Regions from separate parts of the Homo sapiens genome. Here region 1 is linked to region 2. The links are chromatin contacts, found by Hi-C or POLR2A ChIA-PET in ENCODE. All regions are on one chromosome and are shown on one strand. The core of a region is the stretch at or near the end of the contact, and the rest is flanking DNA. Distances in the headings are between cores, read along the strand shown. Region 1 overlaps PLPP1 (phospholipid phosphatase 1). Region 2 holds the start of CDC20B (cell division cycle 20B).

Region 1 (6,786 bases), core at 4,285-6,784, 270 kb before region 2:
CTTGGGATTTATTAAACCACCCATACAGATATTTAGTCTATTTGTGAATTCTGGTCATAATAAGATATCCTTAAGAGCTGTATCTACTAAAGACTCCGATAAAGAGTTAGATTTATATGGAATATGAATGCTTTGAATTTCCATTGTTTTGTGCTTTATTCTGTTTGCTTAATAGAAATAAAAGACCATATTATGATCTGTTTGTTAAATTACTATGGATAAAGACATAGACACTGAGATTGAATAGAATTACCCCTTTGTTTTTAATCCCTGTCTGTCAAAGTCATAGCCAGACTTCTTCACAAATTCTATACTGAATAAAATATCTGTTTTTGTATTCAGTGTAAAAAATGGAAACCAACAAATGAAATCATTCTATGGCTGATTCAGAGCTGTTTAAAACTATTACCTAAATTAGTTTGCAGTTCATGATTTTATAGCACAGTGTAAAGGATTTAGTGAGACCTCACTTGCTTGGCTTTGAGAATATTTCTGTGATTATGGATATGTTGGCTTGGTGGGCTTTGACAATCCTTGAAATTGGCTTTTATTAACTTGTAGGCTCTTCAATAAAACATTGAAACTATAAAATATGCAGAGCTGTGCTCTAATTATCTGATTTAAAATTACTATTCGTATTGATCCATTCTGTGTGGTCAAATAGCAAGGTTAAAAAGTGATTTATTTTTCTTCCTTTACGTAGACTAAACCCAGAATAATTATTGGGTTTAATTACATAATTCCTGGTTGGCACAGGAATTTACAGAATTCTCTTTCTTAGGCATGTATCTGATTACAAAAAGACAATCAAAATTCTTGGTAGAATCATATATATGTGTGTGTGTGTGTGTGTGTGTATATATATATATATATATATTTTTTTTTTTTTTTTAAGTAATCCTTTCTTTCCCACCCACTGGCAGCTGCCAAACATACACACGTGACTTTCCAGTATGTGTGTGAGGAGGTTTCTCTCCTGTCTGAATTCAGGGAACCAACGTCTCCCTTAAATTCCTTTTGAACAAGGCAGAGTGTAATAAGTAAATTACTTAAGAGCCGGTCCCTCTTGTTTTTGTTCTTATTCTTACGTAGGGAAAAGTGGTTGGGAGATGCATTCTAGTTATTTGCATGAGCATCTTTTCGTGGCATACTTTCACTGTGCCTGATGTGCTTGCCTCTTCTGCATCAGTGGCTCATTCTGTATAAGCAAATCTTAGATCTTTAATGTTAGCTCTATTTTTCTTTTCTCAGAAGTGCCACAAAATTAAGTTTTGTAAGCATTCTGTCATTTTTAGGTGGGGAAGATGATACTTAGATGTTTATAGACTCTAATATTGAAAGAAACAAAAGCACTGAATTTGGTGGGAAATGTAAGGCAAGATGTGTGCCCATTTAAAACACCAAATTTTTTTTTTTTTGAGATGGCGTCTCCCTCTGTCACCCAGGCTGGAGTGCAGTGGTGCGATCTCGGCCCACTGCAGCCTCTGCCTCCCAGGTTCAAGCAATTCTTCTGCCTCAGCCTCCCGAGTAGCTGGGACTACAGGCACACGCCACCACGCCCGGCTAATTTTTGTGTTTTTAGTAGAGATGGGGTTTCACCATGTTGGCCAGGATGGTCTCGATCTCCTGACCTCGTGATCCGCCCGCCTTGGCCTCCTGAAGTGCTGGGATTACAGGACTGAGCCACTGCGCTGGGCCAAAATACTAAAATATTAATATGGATGGAAAAAAGCAATCAACTTCTGAGTGTTCCCAAGGAGGTATGACATTATTCAGGGACTAATCCTGCAAGTGGAAAATAAAACTTAAATCATGGTCACATAAGTGTGTATGTAATAAAGTCAAGGCAATTTGTGCCAGTTATGACTTGTCAAGTATCATTCTTCTGACATCTTAGAATTGCTTGGCAAGTTTATTTTCATGACACATTACCCATCCTGAAGGTTTCAATAAAATGATACTGTATAGAGATCTGACCTCAGATCCTTCTTGCACTCTTTAATGTTCATGTCCTAATTGTCCCCCTGCCGTACCCTTCTAATTTCTCAAAGTAGAGGGAGGCAGTTGTGTACACTCTGAAACTAAGGAGCAGATTTATGAAATCAACAATACTTTTGGCTCCTAAGAGAGAAAAGTAACATTTGTCTTCTTTTTCTTCCAGGTTGTCCTTCTATTCAGGCCACTCTTCGTTTTCCATGTACTGCATGCTGTTTGTGGCAGTAAGTACTTTGTGTCTGTTGACGGTTAGGTTATGTGCTGCATGGAATTAATGTGCTCAGCATCAGTGTCCTCACCTGTCCTAATAAATTAGCCAGTAGCAAAAGGTGAAACAGATGATCTGCAAATCTGTAAGTTTCATACTGAGAAGTAGTTGATGTGTGCCCTTACTTTGGGACGTTTCCTGAAGTGGTTTTCTGGAACACAGCTTCTGTGTAATCACAGCAGGTAACTAATCTGAAGGACTGGGACAACAGGCTGCTGTTGCTTGTTAACCTCCTCCCTAACTGGGAGCCACTCTCCTCATCTGCTCAGTGTGGGCGAACAGCAGCAGAGCTTCTTTCCTTCTGGGCTCTGCTGTGGTGAGGAGTTGGGTTTTGATCATTGTTAAGTGAAGGCAGCTGTCCTTGTTCCTATTTGAGCAGATTTTGTTTTCCTCCCATTTTCTAAAACATTCCCAGAGTGCTCTGCAAGGGACCAGAAAGGTTTCAACTGCTGGGAAAGGCAGTTGCCACTTCTGGAGCCTGTCATCTATACAACTTCCAGGTCCAGTTCTGATGCCAACCTGTAGAGCAGCAGCATAGCAATTTGCATTTGCATCATACAAAGCTGGCAGTGAGGCCTTACGAAGATTTGCACCCACATTTTGCATTATCAAACTAGAGATGAATATGTAGTTTTTTGAGAGTAACTAATGCAAGACCAGGCTTCAGGACACATTCAAGGGATTTTTAAAGGTCAATTTTACTTGATTTTTATTTTTTTATAATGTTCTCTTTACATATAAAGTATTAATAAAACACTATATATTTGGGTGTATTAATATGTCCTGCATTATCATTATTTAGGGGGAACAGAGAGGAGGGTTAGAAAATCTGTACCCTAATAGATCAGCTATAATTTTTGTCTTAATTTTCTTTATAAGGGGATTTTTATACAGTTGTGTTCTGTGTAAATTTGTCATTTCCTGTGTTTTTCCCTTTGATCACATTAAGTGCCGTATGATAATTTAATGCTTAGACTTAAAATGCACAATATGTAACATTAAGGGTAAACTAATGGGAATTAGTCTCAGAGATAATTTAAAATGTTTTACTAGAATCTTGCTTTTATTTGAAAAAACAAATTCCAAACATTAAAAGAATATGTAAATTGTAGATGTGTTATATAAAATTCAAAGTCAGAACCTCAAGCCATTACAACAGCTAATTTTCAAAGCTTTCATCTTACATTAATTAAATTTTGTGAAGAAGCACAGAGTATGATTCAGCAGAATTTAGGGCTTCCTTTTTAAGACACACACTCAAATGTTTCTGCAGATGCAGCATGGAAAATGTGACTTATCTGAAGGTAGTTAGCAGAAAATACTATTCTGACATCTTCTGTTCATTTATCATATTAGAAAAAAATCAGCATTCTTTCTTAAGTGAGACAACATATTTTTTTCTTTTTAATTAGAGCACGAGGACCAGGGCAGACCCGGAAGGCTGAGCAATAGCTAGAGCCGTTACTATCCTGAGAGCTCTTCCCAGAGCATGGGCCTGTGACTGGACTGAAGGGCGTTTGAATGTGTGGGCGTGCTTTGTATGCCCTGGGCTAGACCTCACTAGGTCTAGCTTTTGTCTCACTAGCTATTGTGGTTTGTTTTTCGCTCACCTGTCTGTGTTAGTGTCCAAGTCCCTCTTTATGAGAAATCTAGAAATCTGAGTTTTGATTGATCTTGATGATGATTTGCATTTTACACTACTTTTATTTTTGACTAAATTTCCATGAAAAGATGAGGGATGACTGCCACTGTTTTACAAGTGAGGGAATAGGCACCTTGGGAGGGGGCTGCTGAGTTCTGTGAGCTCTGTGGGGTTTCTTGATAATCAGGATCCCATGCTGTATTGATTGATTGATTACTTGGTCTGAACCCTAGTCCATTTATTTTGAAGGTCAGCTCATGCAGATCTCTGGAAGTAAAATGGCATTCTGGAAGTGACTGACACATAACTTTGACCCACTGTTTGTAATTTTAAAGAAAATTCTCAGCTATAACATATTCCATACTTCATCATTTTCTGCTCTTCTTCCTTGACCCTTCTCAAAACACCCATTAACGTCTGTGTAATTGGTCAAATAGTAACTTGTACTGAGGGCTGTTTTGTGAAAGATTAAAATTACTATAGAGAGGATGACATTGATATAATAGAGGGCCTCAGTGGCAGGCCTGCTCAGTGGACATGCAGCCACATATGAAGGATATCAACTCGGGAAAATGATGTCAACCATAGTGTGGTAATTGGGTCAGTTTGAACCAACTGTGTTAAAAGAACAACTTTAGATAAATTTAAGGGTGTCACTGGGCAAGGAAGAAACGACTTTCAAATTGGGCAGCCCTCAGAGTCACTGCAGATTCAGAATGACTCCACTGCTTCTAAGTGGTCAGGGAGAATTTATGGACAGAAAAAGGAAAGTGAGTACAGAAAATGGAAGCGAGGTGCAGAAACTGCCGGATTGGTTACAGCTCGGCCTTGGAGCTTTATTTGAGCGTGGTTTGAATGGCTGTGAGTGGTTGAAATATGGCTGCAGGGACTGGCTGAGACTCAGCTGCTGTTACAGAAGCACATTCCTGAGTCAGGCTCCCAGTTTGCTTACTTACCAAATTAGGTTGTTCTTTGTACAGAAGAACTCAAGTATGTGAGCAGGGGGTTTTCAGGACAGATTTTAGTTTGATTTAACAGATGTAAAGTTATAATGGCAAAAAAAGAAGCCTAGATAAATAGATTTGTTGTAGACCAAGACCTTTCTGGAGAAGAAAGCAGGCCAGAGCAACCATGCACTGCATTTTACTGACTCTAGGTAGTGGAAATATTTGCTTGATGTGGATGTAGGCCCCAGCTTTTATTTCAGCCCTGAATACACAGATCCTTGCTTTTTACATTTATGTACAACTTTTTTTTTTTTTTTTAGACGGAGTCTTGCTCTCTCACCCAGGCTGGAGTGCAGTGGCGCGATCTCGGCTCACTGCAAGCTCCACCTCCCGGGTTCACGCCATTCTCCTGCCTCAGCCTCCAGAGTAGCTGGGACTACAGGCGCCCGCCACCACGCCCGGCTAATTTTTTGTATCTTTAGTAGAGACAGGGTTTTACCGTGTTAGCCAGGATGGTCCCAATCTCCTGACCTCGTGATCCGCCTGCCTCGGGCTCCCAGTGTGTTGGGATTACAGGCGTGAGCCACCGCGCCTGGCCTATGTACAACATTTAACCTCTAAGCCCCACCCCCGAATTCCTTGAGCAATGACTCATCTTGTTTCTCTGGGCACCTTGGCTTCATGAGTCAGTCTCAGATTTGGGTAGAGACGTAGTCATTTAAATCCTCTCCTAGGACAGTCTTTGATAGCCAAAACTTCTCTGTCAATTCCTGACACCCAGAAATTAACTTCTAGTTAAAAATGGCTCTTAAAACACCCTGACCATTGTTCTTCTCTGGCAGCCAGTGCAGCCCTGCACACTTAACTGTGCCAAGAGAGTGTCAGCATCAGTGAAAACCTCCCAGGCCTGCGGGAGCTCAGGGCAGGGCTGCTTTGCACATAGCCAGTTTATATGCTTAGTGACTCCCCGTGAACTTGGCTGAATGCCAGAGATTCCAAATTTATTTGATTATTCAGGAGAACAGCCATGGTATGAGTCTGTATTTTCTTTCAATACAGTGAGGAGTGTTAAAATACTTTTCCTGAGACCCTTCTATTGAGGCTGTAACCCCAGATTGTTTATATCACCGCCTGTTATGAAATTCCTGTATCTATGCTTCAGCCAGACTCTCCTCCTGCCACAAAATGCCTCTTATCTGGGCCTTGCCCCTGCCCTGTGTTTAGACAGTGCTGCCCACCTATCTAAATCCACTCAGACTCTTTCATACTATCCACTTTCCTTAAGATTCATATAATCCCTCATTTAGCATTCACTGTATACCTCCTAGCATTGTTGATACTTCGTGATGTTTTCCAAACTTGATTATTGCTGAACATTGGGCAAATGATGAACAACTCATGGCCCATAGCCTACGAACCTTGTCTGATTTTGAGGTGGGATTTAAGATCTAAATTTAGTGCCTCAGTGAATCCTAAAAATGGTGAAATTAAAACCCAAAGAAGACTAAACTGAGGCCTGCTTTCCAGTGTTCTTCTGGACAGATCTGTCATCAAATGTAGGTGGAGCAATCAATTTGGCTTGCCTGGCTAGTCATAAAAGCACTATTTCAAAATAAGTAGACCAAGGTATATTTCTTTGCATTGAGCCTGCTGTTGTTAGTCTAGTTCTGGGGTTGGTATTTTTTTTTTTTTCAGTGAAAGGTCAGATAATAAATATTTAGGCTTTGTAGGTCACATATTCTTTTTTGAAAAAACAAACAAAAAAAACTCCTTAAAAATGTTCTTAGCTTGCAAGCCAACCCCTTGACTCTAGTTTAAAATGGAAAAAAAAAAGTTCTTACTTTATTAACAATAGAATATTCAGAGGCTATGAGACAATAACAACATTTTACAGTTAAGAAGTGTTAACAAGATTAGTCAAGGAAAGGCAAAAT
Region 2 (7,325 bases), core at 3,098-5,597:
TTCTCAATTCTGTTTTGGATTATGTTGCATTTGAAGTTCTGGAAGAATATCTAGTGAAAACAGATTTTCAGGTCTAGAGCATTCATGAACCAGCTTTTCTTTGAGAGGGGATCATTTTCATATGCCTGATTTCATCCATTGTTTTATACAGATTTGAATTAATTTCATTTTAAAATTTTCTTTGCATTGCCTTAAAATGGTAGAGAACTACCTTATTTGGGCAGTTACCCTATGCAAGAACGACCCTAAGGAGGATGTGAAAGGAAAAATGCCCTAAAGGAAATAAGTGGTTGGAAGTGATCTTAAGATTTTCATGCAGTGAAGCTGGGCAAACCTTTCCCTCTATCCTTGTTAATTTGGGTATGAATGGAGAAATAATTTTAAAGGACAGACCCTGTACTGTACTTAGAAATCAGGCAGTAATAGAAAAATATGCATATACACGAACCACTTGTAATCGAAAAAATAAGTAATAAGCCATGTAACCAGAGGTGATGTGCTACTTTATTGACCACTCTTCTGACTGAGGCTTTTACACTGCTGGAACCTTTGCAATTTAAATTTTTGGAGCCCTTTGTAAATTAAATTTTTGGATAGTCTGCATCAAGAGGGCTTCATTCGTCCATCCATGCTCTCGCTATACTGAGCGACGTTACACCGGGGAGCAGAGAGTTTATCAGTCTGGGACGATGTTTTTCCTTCCCTTTCTTTTTCTTCGTGGCTGACTTCCTTGCGCCACCTGAGTGCGGTTATCCTAAGCTCTCCCCTTCTGCAGTCTAACGCCTGCCCCGCACAGGCTGGAGCTGTATCAGCCCCCACTGGCGTGGCGCTTTCCCTCACACTCCCAGCTCGCGTTCCCCAACCCCTGCTGGGCGGGGAAGGCGTGCCCCAGGGACAGTTGGAGCAAACTCCCAACCGTCCCTTTGGCCCAGTAGGCGCGCGCAGGGGCTGCAGGGCGGCGCGCAGAAGCTAGGGGCGGGAGCGGGCGCGGGCGCGGGCGTAGCCAGGCGCGAGCGGGCTGAGGGCGAGGCACCAGCCTGGAGCAGGGCGGGGAGTAACCGCGGGCCGGAGGGGCGCGCAAACCTGCCGTTGGCGCTGGGAATGGGGAGCTCTCCGGTTTGCACTGCTCGGAAATTAGTTGAATACAGTGAATTAGAGAAAACAAGTTGAAAAATGATAAGTATAATGAGATCTCATTTGTGGGGAAAGATCCACAGGGCCAGACTCTATGTGTGCACGTGCAAATACATTGAAAAGGGTCTGACGAAGGTCGGGGAAGGAGGAGGTTGGGAGAGCGGATTGAAGGGAGTGTACTTGGTATATTGCACATTCAGTGCATATGCCGCTGAAGCGAGCCCATGTATATGGCATATTTTTGAGATATTTAACATTCTTGATGTTTAGAATGAAAGTGTAATTGAAAAAAAAAAGAGATCGCATTTGGGAAGCTTGAATATCCTCTTGCTTCCCATTGATAGGGACCTACTGAGATTCTCAGAGCACCGGCGACTTTGAGAGTTAAGGGAAGCTTTTCCAAATTCTTTCTCTCCCTTCCTCCACTAGTCCACCTCCCCTCGCTCCTGTCGCCTTTCTTTCCTCAAAATCCTTCTTATTGGCCTTTGTCCAGGAGTCTTCCTCACAGCCTTTCTCATTGTCACATCCTCCCTGCAAAACCCATTCTCAAAGAGGAAACATTTGAAAGATAGTAAAGCTACTCTTAGGCGCATAAATATTTGAATTGGACATTGTTCCTAAACCATATTTGATAAAAATTAAGATAATATGTTTACAGGATGTTTCTGTTTTCCCCAAACAGTCTTACCAAAGTGCTTTTTAATAGAATGACCACATGATGTTAAATATTTTTCATTTTGAAATAATTTCAGGCTTAGAAAAAAGTTACAAAAATGGTACAAATAATTCCATTATATCCTTCACTCAGCGTTCACAAATCTTAACATTTTATATAGCTATAGTACAATAATCATAACTAGGAAATCAGCATTACTACTACTCTATTAACTAATCTGCAGATATGGATCAATTCAAATTTCTACAGTTATCTAACCAATATCTTCTTTTTTGTGGTCCAGGATTCAATCCAGGACCTCGCAATGCATTTGGTTGGCATGTCTTGTTTCTTTTAATCTGTGACAGTTTCTTACTCTTTCTTTATTGATGACTATGATACTTTTGAAAAGTACTGGCCAATTTTGTGGAAAGTCTTTTAATTTGGGTTTGTCTAGTATTTTCTCACTATTAAGGTTATGCATTTTGTGGGGCAAAAATATCACAGAAGTGATGTGTCCTTCTCATGAGGCACAGTATGTCAACATGTCTCACTAATGGTGATGTTAACTTTGATCACTTGGTTAAGGTGGTCTCTGCCAGTTTTGGCCAGTGAAAAGTTGTGATTTTATTTTTTGTGTTTAATTATAGGGGGAAGTATTCTCATCATATGCAAGGTAATTTTAGTATTCTTGACAGTTATTACTGTAATATTTGCCAAGTGGCGAGTTTCTGTTTCCATCATTCTGAAGTTAAGTTTTAATCTGAATATTCAACTGCATAATTACTTCCTAAAGATATTTGACTAATACTTTCTCTACTTCACACTAGGGGAAAAAAAGACATTTGGAGGCTGTGTATATGTATGCTGTGGAATTAATGGCTATAATGGAATTTATAAATGTATTTTTACAGATAATTGCATTCTAAATGAATGATTCACTATTCTTAGTACTTGTAAGAAATTGGATTCTAAAAATCCCAATTTACATGGATTTATGAGCTTATTAGTTGAATTGCTTTTATTCTGTGTTTATACAAAATGGTTAAATGTAAACTATATTTAAAAATAGAACAAAGATAATATGTCCTTCATATTATTTCCAATATACTTTGAGTTTTAGTTGGCATTTGCAAAACTGATCATTTAAATTAACAATGCATCTGACTCTCATCCAATAATAGTTTACTTTTATTTAGTCTTAATGTTTGCTGAAAGATTTACTGGAATTTGGAATGAGTACTCCACTGCAAGGAAAATAGACTTCTTGTGGGTGAAACTTAGAGATCTTTTAATCCACTAGTTATTTGACTATCAAACATTTTGATATATGTCATTTGAAGATTAAGTTACCCTATGCAGCATTATTATTGTACATAGAAAACTGGTCTAAGATTGGGTCTTAGTTCTAATGCCATTTTTTCTTGCTTTCAGTATGAAGGAAAGCAGGGGAGTGAGTTTTAGGTTTTTTTTTTTTTTTTTTTTTGGATCACTGACCCTTTTGAGTATCTGCTATCTATGAACTGTTTCCCCAGAAAAACACACAAACTCACATTGCCTTAGAGCAAAATACAATCCAATGTCAAAAATGGTTGGGGGGTTAGCAAGGGAGGGACAAACAGGCTGCCAGGCTGTCAGAGGCTTCCCAGATGCAGTGTCCCCTCCTGCCATATGGCACAACTCGGCTCTCTTGGCAGCTCAGATGGGCAGCTAAGGCTGCACAGCCCATCTGGTTCCCTGTCATTTCCCGCCAGACCTCTTCCTCAACCCTCAATATCTTCCTCTCCCCCTTTATCACGGAGTCCCCAGTGTGCTCAGCTTTCTGGCCCCCTCTTCACGCCTTATGAGGTCCTGCCTGTCACTGGTTCTTTCACTACCTCTTCACCTCTCTCACCTACCCCCTGCTAAGGAACAGGGCTCAGAAGCCCGAGTGAGAGGACCTGACTACTCCCAATGTATAGAGCAGGGAATAATTTATTGCATAAATATGTCAACGCTCTCCCTTTTGATCGGCATAGAAATCTTGCCACGTTTTCTTGCCTTCTGAAAACGAAGAGCTGACGAACACGCCTCACATCTATAGCTGACACAGCGATTACCAACGGACAGAGGCCGGAGAGCTGTGCACGCTCGGATCCTGCAAAGGCAGGGTGTGGTTGGAGAAAGAGAAGTGGGTGCAGAGGAACAGGGATCAGGGCCGTTATAAGGAAACATTCTTGTTTCTGAAAATGGAAAGATCGTGAACTCCCAGAACCCGCTTCTTCGCCCGCCAACCCCTCCGCCTCCTGCCGCGGTGGCAGCCCCCGGCGCCAGGCCCAGCCGCAGGCCCGCCACGGCTCGCGGCAAAGCTTGGCGCCCGGGTGCGCGCCTCGGCCGGAGGCGGTGGCGGGGCGGGGCCCAGAGAGGGCCGGCAGGGGCGGGGCCGCGGCGCGCGCCGGGGAATCCCACCCGGGCTCTGACGACACCGCGGCGCCGGCCAATAAGAAGCCGGCGAGGGGGATTCCCGCGCCGACTGCCGCCCCGCCGGCTTTTTAAATGGTACCCTGGGGAACACCTTGCAGCGGCGGTGGGAGGAGTGGGGGACCTGGAGGGAGGTGGTGAAATAGAATGGTCCTGGGGGACGGGACTCCAGGGGTTTGACGATTAGGCGTCAAGACTGACTTAGACCTGGGAAGAAAACCAGAGGCAGTCGAGCAGAGAGGCCAAACGCCAGGCAGGGCGAAGTCAGCCGGAGATGGAGTGGAAACTGGAGCGCACCGCGCCTCGGAGGGTCCGCACGGAAGAGGAGATGCTGTGGGTGAGTAACACCCTTTTCTGCATTCTCCCTAACTCTCTAATGCGGGGCCGAAGGCCCCGTTCATAATATCTGTTTAGGACCAAGAGGTGGTACGAAACTCTAAGCCCTGGTCGTAAATTTGAGTGATGTAATTTAGTTATATTCTGAAGGTGCCTAGTTGCCAAAAAAAAAAAAAAAAAAAAAAAAAAGTGTAATCTGACAAGCACAAGATCTAGAAAAATTCCACACCTGAAATTATGATTTTCCTAAATAGTTTCTCCCTCAATATGTTATCTGTGTTTTCAAAGGAAAGTATCATGCGTGTGCTCTCCAAAGACTTGAAGCAGAAGAGAAGTCAAGATTCCGCCAACGTGAGTCCAGGGCTTGTTCTTGTTCTCTGTTTTAATTCTGATCTTGAACAAACGAATTCTTGGTAAATAATGTATTTGTAGGAAGTTTGAGCTGGTCTGAAAATATGAGAATTTTAGTATCTTATTACATACTAAAAAAAATTTCTTTATGAAACTGAAGATCCCAGACAAATAATGCAATCGTTTGCATCTGAATCGTACTTTCTAGTTTCTGCCTCCACAGCAAAGGATAAAGCTGGGATGTGTCAGGTAGGCAGTGTATTGCTAGCGGCTGTTAATGATTTTAACAGTTGCTAGTTGCACTCCTCTCTGTTGCATTCAGAAGCACGCCCCCCAAAGAAATGGAAATGGTGCCATCTTGTGGACAATGTGGAGAAGTGGCATAAACCATGGTTCTTAACGTGAGCAATTTAAAGTTGATCCAATGTAGTACCTGTTCTCCTTGAAAGACCAAACCCAAAGGTCTTTAGTGTCTCCTGTAATCAGTGTAAAAGGAAACAAATTTAAATGGTTTTATAAACGTGTTTCATAAAGAGCCTTCATCTGCTTTAAATCTCTGTCACCATTTACCATGCTTCTCTCTAGGCTCAATAGTTCATCTTCCTTTGACCTGTACGCAGAGATTCTAGTTCCAAATCCACCACCATTTTAATAGATTTTTCTAGATCTTATATAAATTTTGCAACTAGGCACTGTGGCTCATGCCTGTAATCCCGGCACTTTGGGATGCTGAGGCAGGAGGATCACTTGAGGCCAAGACTTCAAGACCAGCCTGGACAACACAGGGAGACCTTGTCTTTATAAAAAAACTGCAAAAATTAGCTGGGCATGATGACATGTGCCTGTAGTCCCAGCTACTTGGGAGCCTGAGGCAGGAGGATTGCTTGAGCCCAGGCGTTCAAGGCTGCAGTGAGCTATGATTGCACAACTGCACTCCAGCCTGGAGGACAGAGCCAGACCCTGCCTCTTAAAAAAAAAAATTCAGTATTCAAGTGGTAACATCCTATATTGAATACATAATTGCATTTTCAGAACTCGATTACTAATGTCATTTCTAGTAGGAGAAAACTAATTGCATTTAAGCCCTTACATTTCTTAAATACTTTAATGTTGATTTTTTCCCCCAAACACTGCTGCAGTTTTGTGTCGTGCACAGCTTATGTATTATCACGACTCCTAGATATTTTACTGTCTAATACAGACAAGTAGTCTTTGGATCAGTAAACAGAAGTGATTTGAAAAGCTATAGTTAAGTAACTTTTTATTTATTTTTTTGAGACAGAGTCTCACTTTGTTGCCCAGGTTGGAGTGCAGTGGTGCAATCTCGGCTCACTGCAAACTCCAGCTCCCGGGTTCAAGTGATTCTCATGTCTCAGCCTCCTGAGTAGCTGGGATTACAGGCAGCACCACCACGCTGGGCTAATTTTTGTATTTTTAATAGAGACGGGGTTTCACCATGTTGGCCAGGCTGGTCTTGAACTTGTGACCTTAGGGGATCAGCCAACCTTGGCCTCCCAAAGTGCTGGCATTACAGGCATAAGCCACTGCGCCCAGCCTACAGTTAAGTAACTTTTAAAATTCATTTGTACTGTAGAACATATTTTTATCCAAGCATTTAATTTGGAAAACCTAAATGTAAGTATTCTGAAAGTTTTAAAGTTTTTGTTTAACTTTTATGTTTTTGACTAGATTCAAGCAAATATTGATTTTATTTCTTATAGTCTTGAAGTAATACATTTTGTGTATAAGTTTTCTTTAATGTGACTATTAAGATTAGAGTTCTGCCACTATGTTTCATGTTACAAATTTAGCCTCAGTGACTGCCTGGGCCACGAGAATCGGCAGTGACCTGAATCAGGTAGGCAGTGTATTGTTAGCTGGCTGCTTGGGTCAAGTCAGCAGCCACAACTACCCTGCCACTTGCTTCTGGATAAATTCTTCTTGTCAATGAAGTGCTCTGGATACCTGTGTGTGATGAGCTGGCAGTGTATTGTTAGCTGGTTGAATATGTGAATGGCATCGGCTAACATGCAACTGCTGTCTTATTGCATATACAATGAACATCAGAGTGTAACTGAATCTGTAATTAGTGTGTGTTTATGTGTACTTTCTGCTATGAAGCAAGCCACTATTTACCATAATATATTATTGCCATTAGCTTATAATACAGTAATACTTACAATGCACAGTTTTATAATGGTAAGGAAAGTATTACAATTACTTAAATTTTTTCCTTTTAAGAAAAATTTACTTATGCCTGCTTTTCCATAACTAAAAATTTTTAAGAAATATTTTTGGAGTCTTTGGAGTCTTTCGGAGTAGACAGTGTTTAAGTATTTATGAAATTACATGTTTTTAACTATAAGGTTTAGAATGTAATAACAATGTG

What was found. Hi-C counts contacts between places; a loop is a spot of excess contacts on that map. ChIA-PET counts read pairs that join two places held with the same protein, here RNA polymerase II (POLR2A). Pooled maps may share reads with other maps.
Region 1: a loop to region 2 is called in a map of OCI-LY7, with 2.2 times the contacts of the local background. The contact joins the enhancer-like site here to the promoter of CDC20B in region 2. A Hi-C loop is called at or near these places in 1 of 168 maps with a recorded cell type or tissue (OCI-LY7), 8 of 37 single-sample maps with no recorded cell type and 12 of 50 pooled maps. POLR2A ChIA-PET finds 5 or more read pairs at or near these places in 1 of 52 experiments (activated CD4-positive, alpha-beta T cell).

What each region holds. Positions count from the first base shown.
Region 1 is chr5:55,437,284-55,444,069 of GRCh38, reverse strand. PLPP1 (phospholipid phosphatase 1) reads left to right here. Exons shown (of 6, transcript NM_003711.4): 4 at 2,162-2,219. Among named protein-coding and RNA genes, the nearest start is that of MIR5687, 68 kb to the left of the region's middle. RefSeq lists enhancers at 2,077-2,615, 5,106-5,933. Within about 2 kb of position 5,534, at least 29 of the 41 ENCODE cell types and tissues checked have a DNase peak (open chromatin) inside an H3K27ac peak, as active enhancers do.
Region 2 is chr5:55,170,199-55,177,523 of GRCh38, reverse strand. It overlaps CDC20B (cell division cycle 20B), which reads left to right and starts at 4,347. Exons shown (of 12, transcript NM_001170402.1): 1 at 4,347-4,586; 2 at 4,874-4,936. The coding sequence starts at 4,524. It overlaps MIR449C (microRNA 449c), which reads left to right and starts at 5,171; the gene lies at 5,171-5,262. MIR449A (microRNA 449a) reads left to right here and starts at 6,902; the gene lies at 6,902-6,992. It overlaps MIR449B (microRNA 449b), which reads left to right and starts at 6,782; the gene lies at 6,782-6,878. RefSeq lists silencers at 3,912-4,241, 4,329-4,623.